Regions from separate parts of the Homo sapiens genome. Here region 1 is linked to region 2. Evidence: chromatin loops called from intact Hi-C (ENCODE). Cell type or tissue: HepG2. All regions are shown on one strand. Links, peaks and the distances in the headings refer to the core of each region. The heading gives the core; the rest is flanking DNA.

What was found. Peaks named below come from ENCODE experiments on the same cell type or tissue, not always from the same donor. Only the 100,000 strongest peaks of a DNase experiment are listed, where the experiment ranks them.
Region 1: it touches region 2 in a loop (17-fold over the local background); 10 of 110 quality-filtered maps call a loop at or near these places.

Annotation. Positions count from the first base shown.
Region 1 is chr5:94,963,079-94,974,886 of GRCh38, forward strand. The region is part of intron 2 of MCTP1 (multiple C2 and transmembrane domain containing 1); the gene reads right to left. Among named protein-coding and RNA genes, the nearest start is that of MCTP1-AS1, 9.7 kb to the right of the region's middle. In HepG2, for the core only: CTCF peaks have their summits at 5,636 (motif pointing right) and 6,271 (motif pointing right); a DNase peak (open chromatin) is centred at 5,623.
Region 2 is chr5:95,841,908-95,853,715 of GRCh38, forward strand. It overlaps LOC124901029 (a long non-coding RNA gene), which reads right to left and starts at 10,798. Exons shown (of 3, transcript XR_007058876.1): 1 at 10,679-10,798. LOC102724720 (a long non-coding RNA gene) reads left to right here. Exons shown (of 3, transcript NR_157807.1): 3 at 6,934-7,950. It overlaps LINC01554 (long intergenic non-protein coding RNA 1554), which reads left to right and starts at 10,325. Exons shown (of 3, transcript NR_026936.1): 1 at 10,325-10,807. RefSeq lists enhancers at 1,074-1,193, 1,204-1,313, 5,157-5,206. In HepG2, for the core only: CTCF peaks have their summits at 1,381 and 5,272 (motif pointing left); DNase peaks (open chromatin) are centred at 1,424, 5,254 and 8,674.

The DNA.
Region 1 (11,808 bases), core at 1,184-9,183, 880 kb before region 2:
TGCTTGTGACTCAAACATCTTCTAAAGGCTCTACCTCTTAAAACTATCAAACTGGGTCTTGGGTTCCAACATATGAATTTTGATGGGGAGGAAAACATACAGTCAAACTATAGCACTATCCATTCATTGATAGACATTTAGATTGCTTCCATATCTTGGCTATTGTGAATAATGCTGCAATGAACATGGGAGTGCAGATATCGCTACTAGATCCTGATTTCATTTTCTCTGGATAAATACCCAGAAATGAGATTGCTAGGTAATATTGTAATTCTATTTTTTTTTTTTTTTGAGAAACCTCCATACTGTTTTCCTTAATGGCTGCACCAATTTAGATTCCCATTAACAGTGAACAAGGGTCATATTTTCTCCAGATCCTGTCCAACACTTGTTTTCTTTTTTTTTTTTTAATAATAGCCACCCTAACAGGTGTGATTTGATACCTCAGTGTGGTTTTCATTTGCATTTCCCTGATGATTACTGATGTTGAGGACCTTTTCTTATGCTTCCTGGCTATTTGTATGTCCCCTTTGGAAAAATCTCTATTTTGGTCCTTTGCCATTTTGTTTTGGTAATCGAGTTATTTGTTTTTCTGTTACTGAGTTGTAGTAGTTCCTTATATAGTTTAGATGTTAGCTCCTTATTAGAGGTATGTTTGCAAATATTTTCTCCCCTTCCATAGATTGCTTTTTTATTTTGTTGATTGTTTCCTTTGCTACACAAAAGCTTTTCAGTTTGATGTATTCCCATGTACCTATCTTTGCTTTCGTTGCCTGTGCTTTTGGCATCATATCCCAAAAGTCATTGCCAAGACCAATGTCAAGGAGCATTTTCTCTATCTTTCCTTCCGGTAGTTTTTCATTTTCAGGTCTTACGTTTAAGTCTTTAATCTATTTTGAATTGATATTTTTATATAGTATAAGGGTCAAATTTCATTCTTCTGCACTATTCACTGAAGAGACTTTCTTTTCCTCATTGTATGTTGTTGGCATCTTTGTCAAAAATTAATTGACTACATATGATGGATTTATTTCTGGGCTCTGTATTCTGCTTTGTTGGCCTATGTGTCTGCTTTTATGCTAGCATCATACTGGTTATACTGTGGCTTTTGATTTTTAGCTTCATATCACTGTGATCAAAAAAGATACTTGATATGATTTTAATCTTCCTATACTTCTTAAAATTTGTTTTGTGGCCTAACATATGATCTAACTGGAGGATATTTTGTGTGTGCTTGAGAATGATGTGCTGCTGAACAGAATATTCCATATGTGACTCTTAGGTCCACTGGGTCTAGAGTGTAGTTTAAGATTGATGTTTCCTTATTGATTTTCTGTCTAGATGATCTGTTCATTGCTGAGAGTAGGGCATTGAAGTCCCCTACTATTATTGTATTGCAGTCTGCCTCTCCCTTCAGATCTATTAATATTTGCCCTATATTTGTAGGTGCTCCAATTTTGGGTACATATATATTTACAATTGTTATGTCCTCTTAATGAACTGACACCTTTATCATTACATAATTATCATCTTTCTTTTACAGTTTTAAAGTTTGTCTTGTCTGATATAAGTACAGATACGCTTGCTCTCTTTTGGTTTCCATTTAAATAGAATATCTTTTTTTATACCATTGCTTTCAATCTATATGTGTCCTTAAAGGTGAAGTAAGTCTCTTGTAGGTGGTATATAGTTGAGTCTTTCTCTTTTAATCCATTCAGTCACTCTGTCTTTTGATTGGATAATTTAATCCATTTACATTAAAGGTAATTATTGATAGGTAAGACCTTATTATTGCTCTTTTATTAACTGTTTTTTAGTTGTTTTGTAAATCCTTTGCTATAGTTATTTTTAATAATTTTGTCTTTGAACTTTCATAATAAATTTAAAAATGATTATGCACCACCATTATAGTATTAGAATAATAACTATTGGTCAAATTCTGGATTTGACTATATTCTTATCTTTACTAATGAGTTTTATGCTCTCATGTTTGGCTAAGAAGCATCCTTTCATTTCTGCTTGAATAACTCTCTGAATCATTTCTTATAATCGAGGTTTAGGCGATGAACTTGCTCAGCTTCTGTTTGTCTGAGAAAGTCTATATCTCTCCTTCATTTCTGAAGGAAAGACTTTCTGGGTAAAGTATTCTTGGATGCCATTTTTTTCTCTTTCTGCTGGAACCAGCTGGTGCTAGAGTGGGCCTGGAGCCTAGGTCTGTGGGGAAGTCAGATATCCACTTCACTCTCTTTTCCTTACAGGAGAGCTCTGAACAGAGGAGATCTCTCTAGTCCTCACACCATTCTGGTTTGGAAAATGATTCAGGTAGAGTGAAACTGCCCTTCCAGCCCTTTACTGTGCCTTTTCCCATTCTGTACTCCACTAGTGTGGTGTAACCTTTCACCTGGAATCCAGAGCTCAGGGAAGTATTTTTGTGTGTGTGGATGGTTTTTTTTATCAGTCTTTCTGTGACTGGACAAGGGGTGTAATCTCCTATTCTGCCATCTTGCTGATGTTACTCTTCTTAGTCTCAACAGGTATTTGTTAAATAAGTAAATGAATAAGTGAATCTGTGTACAGAGTACTATCAAATACATTCTTGCTATTTGATAAATTCGTGCACATTTATTTCCCTTCCAAAATTCATGTTGAAACTAATCCTCAATGTAACAGTATTAAGAGGCAGTGATTCGGAAGTGATTAGGCCATGAGGACTCTATCACGAATAGAATAATACCTTATAAAAGGATTTGAGGGGATGTTTTCCCCTTCTGTCTCTTCTGCCACGTGAGGACACAATGTTTTTTCCTTTCCAGAGGACCCAGCAACAAGGCAATATCTTTGAAGCAGAGACCAGGCCCTTACTGGACACCAAACCGGCCGGTGCTTGGACTTCCAGCTTCCAGAACTATGAGAAATCTATAACTGTGTATTTATAGATTACTCAGTCCCAAGTATTTTTTTATACCAGCACAAACAGATTAAACAATCCTCAAACTGACTTTGAGTTGGAAAAAGCATATATTATTAATATCAATCTACATTGCAGGTGAGGAACAATCTGGAATTTTATGTTACTTGCCCAAAATATCGTAACAATTAAGCTAATAAGTGACAGGAATGGAGGGCATATTTAGACTTTCAGACTCCAAGCCCAATGTTTCTTCTATTCAACAGTTTAGGAATCCCAGACACCCATATTTTTCTTTAACTCTAAAACAGTGGCATATAACTACTGTGTGAAAGTATTAAGCAATTGTTGCAATACTACGTATAATACCACTATTGACAAGTATTTATTCTGGTCTATAAAGCTCTCATACTTTTGTTTAATCACCACTATCTCAGTGAGTCTACTATTGCCTCCATTTTATAGATGAGAAAACCAAGAAGGGTTAATAACTTGCTCCAAGTCATACAGTTAATAAGGATGTGGCTGGCCGGACGCGGTGGCTCACGTCTGTAATCCCAACACTTTGGGAAGCCGAGGCAGGGGAATCACAAGGTCAGGAGATCAAGACCATCCTGGCTAACACGGTGAAACCCCGTCTCTACTAAAAATACAAAAAATTAACAAGGCGTGGTGGCGGGCACCTGTAGTCCCAGCTACTCAGGAGGCTGAGGCAGGAGAATGGCGTGAACCTGGGAGACGGAGGTTGCAGTGAGCCGAGACTGTGCCACTGCGCTCCAGCCTGGGCGACAAAGCGAGACTCTGTCTCGAAAAAAAAAAAACAACAAAACCAAGGATGTGGCAGGGCCCAAACTCAATCTCAAATCTGAGGGCTAGTTCAGCTAGTGCTTTTTCTTGCACATGATCACAAAGCCTTCTCCCATTTCAAAGTGTTGTTACAATGATCTATTTCTTTGTTCCCCTCAAAACTAGGAATGATCATTTTACAAAAAACGCACTCGCACAAAATCTGGCCTTATTGGGTTTCTCTGCAGTTATTGGTAGTACACAATGTCAACTTCATTTAGTTTGGCTATTATGTAAAAATACTGATACAACTTTTAGTAATTTAGCACAGAGGCCTATACACTCAGATGTTAATCTTTTTGAGAAGCATTTTGCTTCTTGCTCCCTCCCAGAAACATTTTTTCTCAACCACTGTGTAGGTTAAGTGTCAAAATCCCCTGAAGGTTGGGTAGAGATGGTTCCTAGAATCCTGCTGGGTGGTCTGCTGGGTCTTAATGGTACCACTTCCATTATAAAAGGGAACTTAGATCACTATAGCTAACATTTATTGAACACTTATTATATCAGCTATCACACACCACGTAACAAGCCAATGTGATGAGTTCTATTGTTATCTTGAGTTCACAGCTGAAGAAACTGCAGCATGAAATAAGGGAGTAAATTCCCCAAAGTCATACAACTAGGCTGCTGGAACCTGAACTTAACTGCTACACTAGGCTGTCTCCAAACACAACACTTCTCATGCTGGGTGTCATATCCCTGATGACACTGTAAATATCCAATGGCTTGAAGAAGTAAAATGTCAGCTAACAAGAGTAGATTGAAGAGTTAAGTTAAAATTCAAGGACAGATTTTTCAGTCTGCAATAGACACAGAGATGTTCGAGACTGGTGTCAGAGAGAGACAGAGGCTGCTTGTTAGGATCTCCAAAAACGTATTATGATGGCGCAATATTTTATAAACGTGTGGTCTTGGTCACAGGGTGACCTGGTTTAAAAGTGGTAAATATGTCAGCAAATTTCATTAGCACAGGAAAAACAGATCCAGGCGAACAACTCTTGGTAGTTCGTCATCTAATTTTCTCTGCTTTGTTTTGACTTCATAGGATAAAATTTGCTACATTTCTCTTTCCAACCATCACTTAGTGGCTTTTAGGTACTGTTATTAAAATTTCATAATTTTAATAGCCAAGTATTAAAAAGAAATTTCTAATCATTTTCAAATTCTTAACTTAGGGGACTTTTAGTGATTGAGAGTCCTTAATATTTCAAGACCCTCAGCTTGTTGTGATTCCAACATGGGTAACTGGAGACATTGTTCTTTTAATTTAGGTTCAGTGAAAGATTTTTAACTAATGCACTAATCTATGTTTGAAAGTGTTTTTACCAAGTATATTTTAGCAAGATATTATCTGATGACATTAATAGCTATTATTTATTTTTTAAAGGAGTTATATGGTCAAGTATATTTGGAAAATACTGGTTTAGAAGAAAATTAAATAGATTCCTTTTCTGTAGCCTTTAAATAATTGAACGTTCACTATGACTTTCCAAGAAGGAGGCTTGACAGGCATCACTTACTAAGTTTTTTTGACTATGAGGCCTACTTTTCTTGAGTGCATCTTTTAGGACCAACAATCCTTGGATCTCTCTTTGGGAAATGTTACTTCCTTATATTTCATTATAGGGAAATTACACGTTTTCAAGATTATATTATTATTGACTTTACAGTGGATTTAAATAATTTTATTGTAATAGAACTCCCAGGAAATCCAAGTCACTAATATGTGGTATGTGGTTAATCTTCAATAAACATACTATACAAAAAGGATTTAGTTTGTTGGTTCGAAAGACTCAAAAAAATCAATAGCTTCATATGCCAGTGCTGTTTTGTTGCAATATTGCATAAAACCACAAGATGGCAATAGTACTTATCAAATTAAAGAGAGGCCTGTGGTTCTGCTATTGAAACCAAAGGTTAGAGCGCCTTGCAGGGCACACTTTGAAGTTCCCAGGCATTTTCTGGCAGCATATGCTTTGTTGTTATTATCTGGACCATTACTTTCATTGACATACTTTTTATGACGATAAATGAATTGAAAACAAGTCAAAAAGTACGAAAGATGAATCTAGAAAGTATTCGCCCTACAGTAAAATTCAGATTTTGTTATTAATGTCATATTCAAGAACAACCTTTCACATATTCATTTTGTCAGGTAGCCTTAACTTTAGAATTTGTTTATAAAAACATTATTTTGTAATTATAAATTCCATGGTCTAAAAGTTCTAGACTATCCTAGACCTAGGAAATATCAATTTTTTCTAAATGCTGGAATAAAATTCCTTTAAAAAGAGGAATTGGACGGTTTCTATAATGTTTACTCATGTAGCAAAGGAGTACATGTTCTTAATGCTATATTTATTTATTTTTTACAAGGCAGGATACTGATGGGCACTTCAACATTCTGTGTAATATTTAAAGCCTTTTATGTTATTTAAGACAACACAACTAAACGTGGTCTGAATGTGTCCATTTTTATGTAGCAATAAACACAGCATACACAAGATGGCAGCCTATCTTCCCTTAAACTAGTATTAAAGATATTTAAAATGTAAATAGCTGTCTATTAATGATACTCTTGCTTTTCATTCTCAGAATAAATAAGCCTCCTGGTTAACAAGTTTAAATCAGTCTCATTCCAAACCTAGCACTTAATGAAACAGAAACAGCTACTCACGTTTTGGGAAATCTACAACTACTCAATAATGCTAAGTCTTCATCGAAAACAATGCCAAATTGCAACTCAGTGTCACAAGAAGAAGGAGGAGGAGGAATAAGAAAAAAGACAAAAGAAAAAAAGCAGTGAACACATATATTGTGGGGACAGTTAAAATTTAAGCTGGATCTTTCTGAAGATAACTGATCTTCCTACAAATATTTAAAGCTAGCTACCTTTGCTGTCCAATTGTAACAGAGGGTATCCTTGTAGAATAAGGTCCTTCACATTTGAGAGGTTGTAAAAATAGTGACATTCAAAACATCAGTGATTTAAAAATCTTCAAAAAGGGTACCTTATGGATGTGTTAAAATAATTTCCATAAGCTATTCTATTCCCTCATTTTTTGCTGGAGACTTGTTATGCCCTAGGATGGAAATATTTCATAATGCTAAATAACTAAATATATTAAAATTTAAATGCAAGAGGTTTATAATCACAGGTGGCTTCATATAATAAAATAAAAGTAAACCAACATTTTTTCCATAATGAACATGAATATTCCAATGAATTTAAAATTTCTGGTAAGTTACCATGATATAGCACATAGATTAATTTAAAATAATAGTATGGTAAAGTGTAGCATAGGATGGCACTAGGTATATTTATTTCCTGAAGAGTAGTAGAAGGCAGTTCAGGTAACCTTTAGGCTTAGTTTTCTCTCCTAAATGCAGAGTTGAAGACATGCAAGACGAAATTATTCATGTTGTATCCCAAATATAACATGAATAATTTGGGATACATATGTATGGATGTATTTGGGATATACTTATTCATACAACTTATTCAAATTTGGGATATATATGTATGGATGTATTTGGGATATACTTATTCATATAACTTATTCAAATTCCCTTTCATATCTGACATAAACAGCAGGTGGTATCTAAATGCAATTTTCTGATAACTTCTGGAAGTTTAGGTAAACGAAAATATGGATTGCTTTAATTTTGAATGTAAGTTGTATATTACTTGGTGACATTGAGCAACTACAACAACTATCCTAGATGTCATTTTTTCCAAAGGGCCTTACTCCTGTCTCCTCCAGGAATTCGCTCTATGACTGGTAATTGACTCAGTGACTCAGTAGATACAATATATAGTACTATTAATTTTTTTTACCGAAAGGAAACTATTTTTCCTGAGAATTCTGCTGAAATATGCTACCATGTTTATATAGCCATCCTAACAAAAAATCACATCTAAAAAATTAAACGTTTTTTAAAAGAACTTTAACTTTCCTATTTAAAAAATCAGAATATTTTAAAAAATAGACCCTAAAGTATTACGCCTCTTCAATCCTTTTTTTTTTTCTTGGCTATCCCAATACTTTTCTGAAATTGTTTCCTTGAGTGTCACCAATAACTTTTAAAAATTCATCAATTTCAACGGGCTTTTCTTCGTTTTCAGCCCTTTTCATCTGTGGGTCACACTGGGTATTATTAATTGCAATGATTCTGGGATTTTCTTCTTATTTGGATTCTGCAGTCCCAGTACTCCTATAGCCAAAGAGTTAGTTGTGTCTATTGTCTACATGTCTACAAGAACTATGATCTTAGAAAAGTCACTTAGGCTCTGTTGTATACAGTTTTGTATCCTTAAAATGAGGGGATTTCCCAAATTTCTCTGAGGGTCTCTGATAAGACCTCTCTTGCATGTCTTTGACAGAGAATAAGCCATTCCACATAAATGAATTTTCTAGGAAACTAAAAATTACCACGTAGAACACCAAAACCTGTTTCATTAATATACTTAAAGGAATTATTTCTAAAATTTATTAAATTTTTATCCCTTTTAGGTAAACAATGAATGCAATTTAAAAAAAAATGGGGCAGAGCATCATTTGTTAAGTGTGTCTAGGAAATTATCATCAAGGTTCTAGCAAGATAAAGTTAAATATGTAGAAAACTAGTGAAACTTGAGTAGAAGTGTTTTAATTTCTGAATTCCCAAACTAATTATTGCTAAAGGTCAATAATCAGACAGACATTTCCCACTAGTGGATGCTTCTATAATCTGTTTATTCTATATATGCACTTCTTTTGCTTTATACCTTTCAATTCAGAGTTGTTATAAATTCAATAATGGTATTATTTCCATTGCTAAATATGCCAAGGAACAAAATGTAGTTCTTAAAATAAAACAAGTTAAAAGTGATGTGAGGTCGAAGGAGACTTGAGTTCCAAAATCACCACACAGAGAGCCATCTGCCAATCAGAAGCACCTGCCTTGGACTCTTATGTAGGTTAAAAATAAACTTCTATTACATTTGAGCCATTAAATATTTTGAGGTCCATTTATAATCACAGTTCATTCTACTCTAACAAATTCCTAAGTCCTGTGGATTCTAATTATTAAATTTCCATTTGCAACAAACCTAGCCCACCAGTTCAGCCTAGCCCACCTGACATCTGTTCTTAAGATCTTTGTTCAATTGGTAAAACATCTCTTGAAATGATCTCTGCCACCATTGCCCCATCATTCCTTATCTAGATTATTTAGAGCCTTCTGCGTGGTCTCTCTGCCTTCCTTCAAACCCATCCTCTAAGTCCTAATGGAATTCTCTCCATCATATACAAATCAGGCCATTTTATTCCTCTTGGACTACATTTCAGTCCATATTCTGCACCCACAAGCACTGCTGTGGGGAACCCAGGCCCCAGAACTCTGGCTCAGCATCAGTATTCAAAGCTTCTCCTTGTTCAGGAGATTTTGCACAAACAGGAGTAAATTTTTATCATCTTACACTCTTACCATGGAGACTATGGATCCTAATTTGTCTTCTGTGGCAGGTTGAACCCTTAACAGCCATTTTCCCCCTTTCCCTTCACTATCACTGAATAGAGTCTCTGTGAGTTTTAGCGGAATGCCTGGTCCTCCCTTCAGAGAATATCTTATTCTCCAAGCAACAGGTGTGGCCATGTACCCATGTCCTTCCTGGTAGGATGTGAGAATAAGTGACCTATGCAACTTCTGGGTCTTATGGTGAAAATGGAGCAGTTGCTTTAGACAAGAGATGGAAACCACACAGTGATGAGAGCAGAACCATATCATCAGCTCTAGATCTTTCTGGGGTTCATGTGGAAGAAAATATAATTTTAAAAATTATCAGAAAAGTTGGGTCTCTTGTTACCAGAAGCTTAGTTTGCATCCTAAATCATTCTAATTAAGAAACAACTTTTCAAATAGATTTTCCTTCTAGAAAAGCATGTTTCTTAATTAGAATGATTCATATGACTTCACAGAGCCAATCAATTTTGTGTGAGTCCCATTCAATTCAGTTTAATAAGACTATGGGGGATGAACCAGCTTTTCCCATAGCCTGGCCATTCTTAGGCAAGGGGGTTTCTCATTTACAGAACTGAAAGGCAAAGTCCACTAAATGAACAAAAAAAAAACCACTGGGTTGAGGAGGGAGAGAACTAACTTTCTTGAGTATCTACTGTGTGCCTTGTGCTTTTAATACAATATTTTATTTAGTTATAACTCTAGCCCTGTGAGTTGGGTTAAACTAGCACAAAGGAGGCATCTAATAAATGTTTGTCAAGCAAATGAATAAATTAGTATTCTCAGTATTTTACAGATGAGTAAACTGGTTCAGAAAGATTAGGCTGCTTGACCTGGTTACCTAACTTGTAAGCAGTGGCAGCTCTAGAATCCATTACAAGAGCTATTTGATTCTAGATTCCAAATTTACTTCATTACACTGTGATGCCTAACCATCGTCATCTTTTCCGATCAACCGACTTGTCCCGTCTACCTCAAACTATTATTTTTGGGCTCAGCCCTTCCATAATCTATCTCCTGGTTCCCCCATGAGAGACAAGATTGTATACTAGGGAAGCCATGGATCTCAATCAATTTGGCAATTATTAATTCTGTGCCATTAGCATAACAGAGTATTGGTTACACCCACTCAGTGAATTTGACGGGGAAGATGAGTTATTTAGTGTCTTTTGTCTCCATTAGACCAAAAATAGTATGAAGACAGAGACCATTTTTGCATCCCAGAACCTGCCACAAAGCAGGTACTCAAGTGCTCAATAAATATTTGTTGGCTTGTATGAATGACATACATTACTGTTAATATATTACCTTTGCTAAGCTAGGCACTTATTCAGAAGCCTAAAACTGGGTGTCTTTCTGCAACAAATAAAATTGCTTAATGGTGCTCTATAGAAAAATATAATTAAAAGGTATGAGATTGCTTAGTATATTTCTGAGGGGGATGAAAAGGCTCATGACCACTCCATCTGTAATAGAGATGGTTTAGTGTGGTACAGGGTAGTTCACAGTTCGACCTCCAAGTTAGAAAGCCTGGGTTCCAATCTCTGCTCCTGCACTTACAAGCTGTGTGGACTTGCACAAGTAGAAGATGCACATAGATAGAAATGGAGACGATTATAGAACCTCCTTAAGGTCATTGTGAGGGTTTAATTACATAATACATATCAAGTACTTAGCACAGTTCCTCCCACAAAATAAACATTCAATAACTATTAGCAATTTTTCTTCATCTTACTCAACATGAAGACAAAGTAATATAATTACTTAACAATCTGAAAACTTGACTCAATATAATTAAATTTAAATAAAGAACTACAAACATATTAAAATGGTTATCAAATCTCTGATTTCATATGTGGAATGATTTATTTCAATTGAGATAACAGTTACTAATTATCTATTTTTCCTAATCATTTAGGAATACATAAATAGAACAAGCACAGTGTCTCACACTTGTAATCCAATGCTTTGGGAGGCCACGGTGGGAGAATTTCTTCAGGTCAGGAGTTTGAGACCAGCCTGGGCAACAACAGTAAAACCCTGTATCTACAAAATTTTTTTAAAAAATTAGCTGGGCATGGTGGTATGCCTGTAGTCCCAGTTACTTGGGACACTGAGACAGGAGGACTGTTTGAGTCTAGGAGTTGGTGGCTGCAGTGAGCTCTCATTGTGCCACTGTACTCCAGCCTGGGCAACAGAGCAAGACCCTATCCCTGAAAAATAATAATACATAAGTATACAGCAAAAAGTAGTAATTATTATTTTCAGAGGATTCATTGGCTTTGTTAAGTCAAGAGAAAAAGCCTATAATTAATTACAAATATTATATAAATAAACCTAAGTATCAAAAAAGTGCCATTAAAATAACCAGATCCTATAGAATATATGCATGAAAAAAATGATTATGACCCTAAAAAAAACCAAAAAAATCTCCTTATCAGCTAAAACCATAAGTAATAACAATACAAATAGTTGCACGACTTTTGTAGATTAATTACTATCATTAACTGGAATAATTTCAAGCAATTATATTACAATGTGATTAAAATACA
Region 2 (11,808 bases), core at 1,351-9,350:
GTTTTTTCCTTCCCCCCAACTCTGGCCCCGTCTTTTTTAGGCCCTGCTATTTTGCTGGGCTGAGCAGTATTCCTGCCTTTCAACATCACCCTGAAGGCTCTGACCTGTGAGTACTGATTCACAGGCGGTGTTGGAGGCACTTTAAGATTCCTGCCATGTCATCCTGTTCCTCTTCTGACACAGGCAAGAGCAGTAATGTTCCAGTTGGGCGTTGACTTCTTCCAGGACTGGGTCAACATTCAGGAATTATGAAACTAGTTGCCTCATTTCCTCATGATCTGAAAACCCAAAGGCAATTCCCTCAGGAGGAACAAGTGGGTGGCTGCCATATAGACACCAGCTGGATATCCTCATAGTCGGAGTTTGAGATGAGGAAAGGGTGATGCCCCTTGATAGCAACTTAATGCACATGGGGCATTATTCTGACACACAGTGACACACCTGGCTGTTGTTACTCCTCTTGGATTATTCCATCCCTTGTACTGAGAGCAAGGCCAACCCCAACATGATGAAGCAATTGGTTGGGAGGAAGGTTTCCATAAAAGAAAGGAGAAAGAGAATGATGCAATCTCCATTTTTGTTTCTTCCTCACCTAGTTGAATTCTATAGCAACATTAGCAGAAACACTAGATCCAAGCTCAGGATTCCCAGTTGTGGTGGTGGGAGAGGTGCCCCCAGGAAGTATTGTAGGACTCCTGGAAGTATACACAGGGCTAATGCTAGGCTGCAGTTCAGCAGCATGCGGCAAGGACCAGCAGCAGTTCTGATTGGTTGGGGCCAACGCGATCTGGGGCGTTAATATTTTAAATATGTCTAGATGTATTCTGATATTTAATATTACATAAACATTTTATATGTGGAAAATAAAGGAGGGGAATTTTGTAATTCAAACTACAGGAACTGGTAGGTGAGATGGAGTAATGCAAAAATCACAGTGGGAGGAAAGAAATCCCTGGGGACCACCCCAGCATTTGGGATGGTGATAGTAAGAATTTTGCACATATCAGAAGGGCACATGAGTAAAATATGGTTGAGAAACACTACATAAAATAGAGGTGGTTCTGGTTTGATACCAGCAGGGGTGATACATGAAGAAAACCCATTATAAATCTTCCGTGCATGCCGTTGCGGGGTGGTGCGTTGTCAGACATAGAGATTGAAATCACTCAGCCTTGTGGTCATGAGGCGTGCCAATGGCTTTCCTGAGTCTTTGGGGGCTCCTGAGCAGTGTTCCAGGCACCCTCGTTTGTTCTCACCATTCTGTGATTTCAGGCTCACGTGTTGGAAAAGGGCTTCCTGAAGTAGAGGCCCACAGAAGGCACTACAGTGTGGTGGTGAAGAGCGTGGTTTCAGTCCCAGGCAGACCCAGTCCCAGTTCCTCGGCTGCCACTCACTGGCCACAGAATGCAAGCAAGTGACTTAATCTCTCCGGCCTCCAGTTTCCTCTTTGGTGAGGGTCACAGGACTCACCGCAGAGGAGAGGGGAGGAGCATTTGAGATGATATACTGATAATGTGTTTTCCACAGGGCCTGGCCTAGAGTAGGTGCTTAGTAAGTGGTAGCTGGCACTGCCAGTGCACAGGAGTGAGAGAGCTTGTGAGTCCCACTTCAGCCACAGAAGAGGAGGCAGAAATGCCATGAAGGTTGAGAACTGGAAAAGGGTGATGATCAGGAATAATGACCCTAAGGAAGCAGGAGGTCTTCTGAATCCTCGAAGATTTCCCTGTCCCCAGTAAATCTCCAGTCCTGATGAAGAAAAAAATCTTGTTTCTTGTTTTCGAGAGTGTCAGAAGTAGCTGGAAAGATGTGTCCTGTGCCTAGCCAAAGTTAGGAGAAGAGAAAACACCTAGGAACCAGAGGCAAAAAGAAAAAAAAAAAACCTGGAACCTGGGGCTTGCAGAAAGGCAAAAAAAAAAAAAAAAAAAAAAAAAAAAAATAGTAGCTGACAGTCAGCCAAGACTCGAAGTGTGGCCCCAGGGGCTTGGCCAACAAGAAGCCTGTGGCAATTCCTGACGCAGTAGTTCTGGGAAGTTGATTTACCCAATAAACCTCCCTGCATGGGCTCAGTTTAAGTTTGCAGCTTACTATAAATAAATGTTTGTTCAATGAACACAACTGAATGGGCAGGCTAGCTTGGCTAATAGTATCTATGATTTAGCTACTCTAGAGCCTTCCAAAGGTATCAGGTGTGCCTTATCCATTAGCACAGAGAGGCACAGGGCTGAGCAGGTGAAGGGAGTACACCGCTGTGGTTTGACCTGCTCAATATCCCTTCTTCCTGAAACAGAATCTATCTTTTCTTCTTGGGGAGCCACCCCTCCACTACTTTTAGCCCTTGGCTTAGGTTCTTCTTTTAAGACTCAGTTCTACCAGGAGGTAACCTCTGGTAAATTCTCAAATCCTAGTGCCAGGGTTAGGCATGCGATCAAGGCAATATATCCAAGAAGCGGTATGGGAGGCAATTTGAGCCAATGAGATGCAACTCAATACCTGGAGCCCCTGGGCCAGAGACTTGGAGTTTGTATATCTGCAATTGTTGGGGTTTTGCCTTCTCTCCAAGAAAGCCTGAGTGAGGATGAAGACAACAGGATAAAGCAGAAACGAGAGGGAGAGATGGATTCCTCCTGACACCATTTGAGCTCCTCCTTCTCCAGCTGAGCGTGAGCTAGCCCTGCATTTTCCCGTTGCGTGGGCTCGTAAATTCTCTTTGTGCTTGAGTGGGTTTGAGGTGGGCATCTTTCACCTAAATACAATGGCAAACTGAGAGGGTACCTTCTGTTATCTCTTCACCAGCAGAGTGGAAAAGCAACAGAGTCCTCCTTGTGACCTGAATTATAGATTTCACAGCTCTTTTCAAGGGTTAGCCTCTGTGTTGACTTTTGGTCTTCCCAACTCAGGTGCTTGATTTAAGCTCTAGTCTGAAATTAATTCCACATTTTGTAAAATAAGGAGGAAACAGGAGCTGGTGAGGAAGCATCAACATTTTACAATAAGATCGATTTATATAAAATTTGCTAAACATCTGCCAGTGTATCCACTGCCGAGCCTGGATTATCATCTCCAGCATGGAGTACTGTCTTTTTCTTAACTGCATGGGAGCCATTCTGAGAAACAGTAGGAAATAACTTTGTTAAAAGATGGAGAAGAGTCATCTGGACAATGGAAATTAGTATTCTATTACCTTTCAAGTTTGATGAGTATGGGTTTGGGGTTTAGTAAGTAGTAAATATGGTTTGCATGTCTGTGTCTCTGGCAAGAGGATATATATCTCTGAATAGAACTTGGTCAGCAAATATAAACTGCCTTTAGGTTCATATAGTTTGACAAACATGCTTTTCTAACCTGTGGGTCAGATGGAGATGTGGTTCTTTCTTGTTCCCTGCAGACACCCTGGTCTCCCTTTGTATTAGTCCATTTTCACACTGCTATAAAGAATACCTGAGACTGGGTAATTTATTAAAAAAAAAGAGGTTTAATTGATTCACAGTTGAGCATGGCTGGAGAGGCTGCAGGAAACTTACAATCATGGTGAAAGGCAAAGGGGGAAGCAAGGCGTGTCTTACATGGTGGGAGGAGAGAGAGAGACAGCAAGGGAAGGGGACGTGCTACATTTTTAAACCATCAGATCTCATAAGAACTCTCTCACTATCACAAGAACAGCATGGGGGAAACCACGCCCATGATCCAATCACCTCCCACTGGTTCCTCCCTCAACACTTAGGGATTATAATTCAAGATGAGATTTGGATGGGGACAGAAAGCCAAACCATATCACCCTTCTTCTACATATCCAAAATGTTCCCTACCTTTTCAATTCAAGCCATGTGTGAGATTGGGAAAGTTCTCAATGTGCTTCAGTGATCTTATCTGTAAAATGAGCAGCTTGGACTAGATCAATGGTTCCAACTTTAAAAAAAGGAGTAGAATTCTTTGTTCAAACAGAACTTACACTGAACCCCCATAAATAAACAGATAAAACTGTTGCTATTAAAATGTGGGTGGGACCTGGAAGCCTCCTTGGTTGGCCTCAAGGATGGCTCTTGAGGTACCTTCATGAGCCTTTAAGACTCAGATGAACAGCCAGGCCTGGTGGTTCATGCCTGTAATCCCGGCACTTTGGGAGGCCATGGAGGGCGGCTGACCTGAGGTCAGGAGTTCGAGACCAGCCTGGCCAACTTGGCAAAACCTAGTCTCTACTAAAAATACAAAAATTAGCCAGGTGTGGTGGCGGGCACCTGTAGTCCCAGCTACTCAGGAGGCTGAGGCAGGAGAATCTCTTGAACTCGGGAGGTAGAGGTTGCAGTGAGCCGAGATTGCACCACTTCACTCCAGCCTGGGCAACAGAGAGAGACTCCATCTCAAAAAAAAGACTCAGATGAACTATTTCAGAGCCTCAGACCAGATGTTCTCCAAGATCTTTTCCATCTCCCAACATTGCAGTCCTGTTTTTAAGTGCCACATCTTCTGTGAAGCCTTTTTAATACCCTGACTCATGCAGATTGCTTCTTTTTCTGTGCCACTTAGCGTTTGTGACTATGCACACACACTGCCCGTGTTTGTACACTGAACCACGTATGGAGATTGTCTTTCTTTGAAGCTTGTACCTCTATGCATTTCTTTTGGAAACTGACTCAAAACTGACTAGTAAGGTACAGAATGTAACTGAAAGAACTCAGGAAATGGGGAGATAAATTTTGTTCACAGTCCAGGGAAAGGTCTGCCCTCCTGGGGCAAGTCGCCTGTGCTGGCATATGGTGAGCTGCTAGCCCAAAGCAAATAAAATCTGGATAGATATGAAGCATGGGTACCAGGCACAGATGGGCGGCACAGACCTAAGGTCCCCATAATTGGTCCGTCTCCCAGATCTTTTTTTCCTGGTGCTCGTGTTGGCCAAGCTGTGGTAGTTGGAAGGCCATGGAAGATGTTTGCATAGCCTCACCTTTCAGCGTCACTGGGCCAGCCACTGCAGTAGATGGTTAGGTTACTACTAAAGACACCATCAGGGGGAAAAGCCTGGGCTTGTCTCTACTACCCCACCTGCCTTAGTTGTTTTCTTTCCACTGTGGGTCGAGTTCTGCTTTCCTGAATAGCGGGCTTTTTTACTGTCATCCTCAGTCTGGGGTTATGTGTAAACTTTAGGGAGCTTAGAAACATACCTCACACTGGATGTGATTTTTGCAAGACCAGCCATGTTCAGTGGGACCTACCCTAGGGCAGTATGTAGTGAACAGATTCTGGAGGCTCAGGAAGAGACATTATGGCTGGAGCACCACCTAGTGGCAGTGAAGAACAGTGCATGTGATGAACCAATGATCTTCCCAGTGAAGTGTAAATGGGTAAATATTAAGTTAAATCGCTTTCAGAGATTCCCTTTCTCCAAAAACAATCCCATTTAAAATATGCTTTAAAGCAAAAACTATACTGGACATAATTTTTAGTCTTTTACTAATTATTCCAAATATATCAGTGTCATCATAATGAAGACTTATTATAGAGTTCTCAGTGATAAGATGCTTAATATTAGCCTGTAAATGATTGCTATCATTTACAAGAGGAATTAGGAGAAAGAATGTGGCTAATTCAGTGGAAACTCACTTCTGAAAATTATTCAGTTTGCCACAGATCTTTTGGAATATTGAATCTTAGAATCTTTGTGTTGTGAAAAGTCTCAAGGATACACTAGCCCTGTGCTGAACATTTTCTTAGCCATGGAACTCTTTCTTCTAATAAAATCTTATTCTGCCACCTGTATTACCTTCAAACCCTTAGAATGGTCAACAAGGGAAGCCATGCAGTTGTCTATATGTTCGAATTTGAGGTACATATGAGGTATAGCTTATGCTGTGGTCATACTGAGCTTTTCCACAAACCTAATAAAACATATCCAAAAAATTATCACCACTAAAGGAGTCATCTTCAGAGGCAGTACTTTTATGCCAATATAACCACCACTGATCAAGACAATTTGGGGACTTCTCTTTTAAAATTGCCTTTGTATTAGTTTATACTGGTGACATGAAAATCATATTACATTACTTTGGGTCCTACTTGTTTGGAACAAAAAACTGCATTACACAGCTCAGTCGACTTTCTTAATTATCAAATTGATCCGATATCCTCTATTTCTCAAAACTAAATCTTTCCAAAAGGTAAGAAGATGATGGTCATGGATTTTGCAGTACATCTCTGTGCCTCTCAAACTCTGGGAGATGATTTACCCTTGAAAGAGCTCAAGGTGATGACCTTTAAATGGTTTGCAGATACAAGGAGAGAGACAGATGGGCAAAGAAGTGCAGTTCATTTTCGATTAGAAAATATTCCTCTAATTTCTAATTAGAAAAGTTTTAAAGTGATGTAGAAGGTAAGACTAGGGTGAGTGGGGGTAATGAGAATGAGAAAGTCTTTAACAGGGGGACTGTTAAAAGACTCACTCCTTCAGGATGGCTTTGGTATAATGTGTATGATTGTAGAGACAGACTTGGTTCCTACGACAACAGATGTAAAAAAAAAAGAGGCAAATATTCCTATTTTTTTCATAAAATATCCAACATTTCACAGCAGTTTGCAAAGGTTAAAGTCGGATCTCAAGTTAAAACTGGTGTGTAGCCATAATACTAATCATACACAGTACTCTTTGTTCATTTAATTTAGTTGAAATTAAAAACAACTTTATAAGTATAATTTTAATAATGAATTATTTTAAATAGGCAACATACATATCAACAATTGGTTTTGAATCTGTGCTTGCTGGCTGAGAAGAGGGGTTAAGAGTGTGAGCTCTGACTTCCCAGGATTGAATTCTAGCTTGACCTTGGGCAAATCACATAGTATTTCAGTGCCTTAGTCTCCAGCTCTGGAAAATGAGGATGATAATAATTGCACCCCCTTAAAAAGTTGTTGTGAGGAATGTAAAAGAACATTTTCTCCTTACAGGAGCATTTCTCAAGGATGGATCATAACTGACTATTGTGTGTCTCAAGGTTGGCTCCAAACCAGCAGAAGCTGAATAAAGAACTGTGAACTTGGAATGACTGTGGGACGCTAGGCTCTTACTGGTCCTAACTGAAGACTTTTTCCCAACAGCGAGCAATGGGGCTTCTTTTAACCAACTCTATTTACAACCTTAGATTCATTCCGTTCTTTGCAAAGTACTGGATTTCAACACTTAATTAGCAATAACCACATGAACCTACCCTGGCAAGCCCTTTAACAACTCTGAATTTTCCCTCTCAGTGAGCTACTACTTAATTCAGTAAATTTCTCCCTATCCTGTATTCCTGTGGCTAGCAAGTCAATAGACTCAGCTTTTATTTTATTTTGAGTTGGAGTCTCGCTCTGTCATTCAGGCTAGAGTGCAGTAGCTTCATTTTGGCTCACTGCAACCTCTGCCTCCCGGGTTCAAGCGATTCTCTTGCCTCAGCCTCCTGGGTAGCTGGGACTACAGGCATGTGCCACCATGCCCAGCTAATTTCTGCATTTCTAGTGGAGATGGGGTTTCACCATGTTGGCCAGGCTGGTCTTGAACTCCTCACCTCAAGTGATCCACCGGCCTCGGCCTCCCAAAGTGCTGGGATTACAGGCATGAGCCAGTGCTCCTGACCTCAACTTTTAATTTTTATCTATCGATCTAGTCTATTATTACCCGCTACTTACCTACCCATCCATCCATTCATCCATCCATCCATCTGCCCATCCTTTTTTTTGTTTATTAGCTCTGGTCTTTGTTATATTTGTTGATAGGCCCAAGTAAATTAGTATGTGTAAAACTCACTTAAAACAGTGCTTAGCACATGGTAAGCATAATATGTGATAGCCCTTATGATCTAGTAACTCACCAGTATCTTGTGTGTATTAGAACAATGTGTCTCTGTAATATTTTAATTATATCTCTATAAGAGCATACATAAATGACAATATATAAATCTCAATAACAGAATGTTTCTAACCCAAGTTTTAAGTAATGATATGTGTTCAGGAATACTTCATCTGGCATCTAGGGGAATGGTTGGGAAGATTTTGAGCTTCTCCAGTGGGAAAAAGGCTGGCATATTCAGGTCTAACTTCAGAGTCAAAGTCTTTGAAGTTAATAAATAGTTTTTAATTTTGAATAAAATAAAAACTATTTTTTTTAGTTTGAAGAAAGACTATTCATTCTCCAGCTTATGAACTTTTTTTTTTTTTTTTTGAGACAGAGTCTCGCTCTGTCGTCCAGACTGGAGAAATGGCGCAATCTTGGCTCACTATAACCTCCACCTCCCGGGTTCAAGCAATTCTCCTGCCTCCACCTTCTGAGTAGCTAGGATTACAGGCACCCGCCAGCACGTCCAGCTGATTTTTGTATTTTTGTATAAACGGGGTTTCACCATGTTGGCCAGACTGGTCCTGAACTCCTGACCTCAGGTGATCCACCCACCTTGGCCTCCCAAAATGCTGAGATTACAGGCGTGAGATACCATGCCCAGCCGAACTTAAGAACTTTTGAAAATTATAACTCTGAGCTTTTTAAGGACACAGGGTTAAAAGGTGGTTTGTTGGCAGATGGGCATCAGCAAAGCCTGTTTCGAAAGCTCAGCATGAGTGCACACATGCAATCAGCCTTGGCCTTGCACTGTAAATTTTTAGCAAAGTACACAAGTATGGGGTTTTGTTGCCAAGGAAATGGCTTTGTTTCTCTGAGGAAGGAGACATTGAGGACACTTCTCTGTAAGTGATCACCGAGCAAGGCCATATTGTTTCCCAGACCTGCTGTTCTGTACAACGTGAAGCTCTTCGGTCCTGTCTGTGCTTCTCTGGCCAGTCTTCATTACAGTGGCAGCAGGCAAGCCAGGCTTTTGCTGACATCTACCTTCCCTTTCTACTTGCCTAGGCAATTGTGGCTTGTGTTTGAACTGAACGATGAAGAAAGATCTCAGGCAGTTTTGAGTCAGCCTTCAGGTTCCTCAGAAACTTTAAACACAGGAATCAATGAGGTCACTGAGGTCAGGAACTCTAGGCGCCCCTGCCTCATGCTTGGAGCATCAACTTCTGGAGGTCAAGGGTAGGACTATCAGGGACTGCATGACGAAGATGATAGTGGTAAGAGGTGACAGCGTGCTGGCAGTCCTCACAGCCCTCGCTCGCTCTCAGCACCTCCTCTGCCTGGGCTCCCACTTTGGCGGCACTTGAGGAGCCCTTCAGCCCACCGCTGCACTGTGGGAGCCCCTTTCTGGGCTGGCCAAGGCCGAAGCCGGCTCCCTCAGCTTGCAGGGAGGTGTGGAGGGAGAGGCGCGAGCGGGAACCGGGGCTTTGCAGGCGGCGCTTGCGGGCCAGCTGGAGTTCCGGGTGGGCGTGGGCTTGGCGGGCCCTGCACTCCGAGCAGCCGAGTGGCCCTGCCGGCCCCGGGCAATGAGGGGCTTAGCACCCGGGCCAGCGGCTGCGGAGGGTGTACTGGGTCCCCTAGCAGTGCCGGCCCACCGGCGCTGCGCTCGATTTCTCGCCAGGCCTTAGCTGCCTTCCCGCCGGGAAGGGCTCGGGACCTGCAGCCCGCTATGCCTGAGACTCCCACCCACTCCATGGGCTCCTGTGCGGCTGAGCCTCCCCGACGAGCGCCGCCCCCTGCTCCAGGGCGCCCAGTCCCATCGACCACCCAAGGGCTGAGGAGTGCGGGTGCACGGTGTGGGACTGGCGGGCAGTTCCACCTGCAGCCCAGGTGCGGGATCCACTGGGTGAAGCCAGCTGGGCTCCTGAGTCTGGTGGGGACGTGGAGAACCTTTATGTCTAGCTCAGGGACTGTAAATACACCAATCTACACTCTGTATCTAGCTACTCTGGTGGGGCCTTGGAGAACCTTTATGTCTAGCTCAGGGATTGTAAATGCACGAATGTGCACTCTCTATCTAGCTCAAGGTTTGTAAACACACCAATCAGCACCCTGTGCCTAGCTCAGGGTTTGTGAATGCACCAATCAACAGTCTGTATCTAGCTACTCTAGTGGGGCCTTGGAGAACCTTTATGTCTAGTTCAGGGACATACACCAATCAGCACTCTGTATCTAGCTCAAGGTTTGTAAACACACCAATCAGCAACCTATGTCTAGCTGAGGGTTTGTGAATGCACCAATCCACACTCTGTATCTAGCTACTCTGGTGGGGACTTGGAGAACCTTTGTGTGGACACTCTGTATCTAGCTAATCTGGTGGGGACGTGGAGAACCTTTGTGTCTAGCTCAGGGATTGTAAATGCACCAATCAGCGCCCTGTCAAAACAGACCACTGGGCTCTACCAATCAGCAGGATGTGGGTGGGGCCAGATAAGAGAATAAAAGCGGGCTGCCCCAACCATCACTGGCAACCCACTCCAGTCCCCTTCTGCACTGTGGAAGCTTTGTTCTTTTGCTCTTTGCAATAAATCTTGCTACTGCTCACTCTTTGCGTCCACACTGCCTTTATGAGCTGTAACACTCACTGCGAAGGTCTGCAGCTTCACTCCTGAAGCCAGCCAGACTACGAACCCACCGGGAGGAACGAACAACTCCAGATGCGCCACCTTAAGAGCTGTAACACTCACCGCGAAGGTCCCGCAGCTTCACTCCTGAGCCAGCAAGACCACGAACCCACCAGAAGGAAGAAACTCCGAACACATCTGAACATCAGAAGGAACAAACTCTGGACACACTGCCTTTAAGAACTGTAATACTCACCGTGAGGGCCCGCGGCTTCATTCTTGAAGTCAGTGAGACCAAGAACCCACCAATTCCAGACACAGTGGGATCACAGAGAGAGCCAACAGTCCAGGCCATGACAAGCTGGCACCCAGCTCTGCTTCACATGTAAGTTATTCCTCTTCTAATTGTCCCGCTAGGTGAAATTGATTAATCATTTATTCAGAATCTCCACTTCCTGCTAGTTGTCCAACTGGCGTGGCTGTAGCTCCTTCCTGCAAGGCAATGCTGAAGAAGCTATGGAAGCAAGAAGGAAGCATGGATTCTAAAAACTGACAACAAACCACTTACCCCTATTGCTCTTCTTCCTAAAGCTAAAGGTAAATCTTGGCTGGAGTTGCAAATGGGAATGTTAGCAAATGGGAATAGGAATGGTGGTTCTAATGCTTGGGGCTCACCACCTTCCCTCCCTTATACTCCTTTCCTGATGCAGAGTGCCAGAGTAGCCAATACCCCCTTTCAACAGGAGCTCACAGGACAGAAGAAGGTCAAAACTTAAGGAGGAAAATTACATTAAAAGAAAGATCAAAACTGTACAAGACAACAATACATACCACCCAAAGCAAAAATATTAGAGCAAACAGACCAAGGAATTTTTTTTTTTTTTTTGAGACGGAATCTTGCTCTGTCATTTAGGCTGGAGTGCAGTGGTGTGATCTCGGCTCACTGCAACCCCTGCCTCCCAGGTTCAAGCGATTCTCACACCTCCCTAGTAGCTGGGACTACAGACTATGCCCAGGAGAACCCTAGGACCTTCAGGACACCATTTGAAAATTATTCATGGAGAACATGGCATCCTAGAATGAGAAATCCACATCTGGTACTGTCAGCCAGGGTTCCTAGCTTTCAGCAGAGAAAGAACTTATTAAAAATAGATAGGATAGCATAGCTCACCCCACCCCTAAGAGGGAGAGATGACAAGCTTGGAGATAGGAAGAACGGCCTGGATTCACAATGCAGTGAAGATCCTGCTGCTGCCAGGCACAGCAACTCTGGCTCATATCACTAGACATGGGACCTGGCTGGGGGGCTCGTACCAGGAAGCCTGGACACAGGACCCTGCTGCTGGGGCTGTGGCTGCAGGGCTTCTGGAGGGTCTGTGTTGCTGA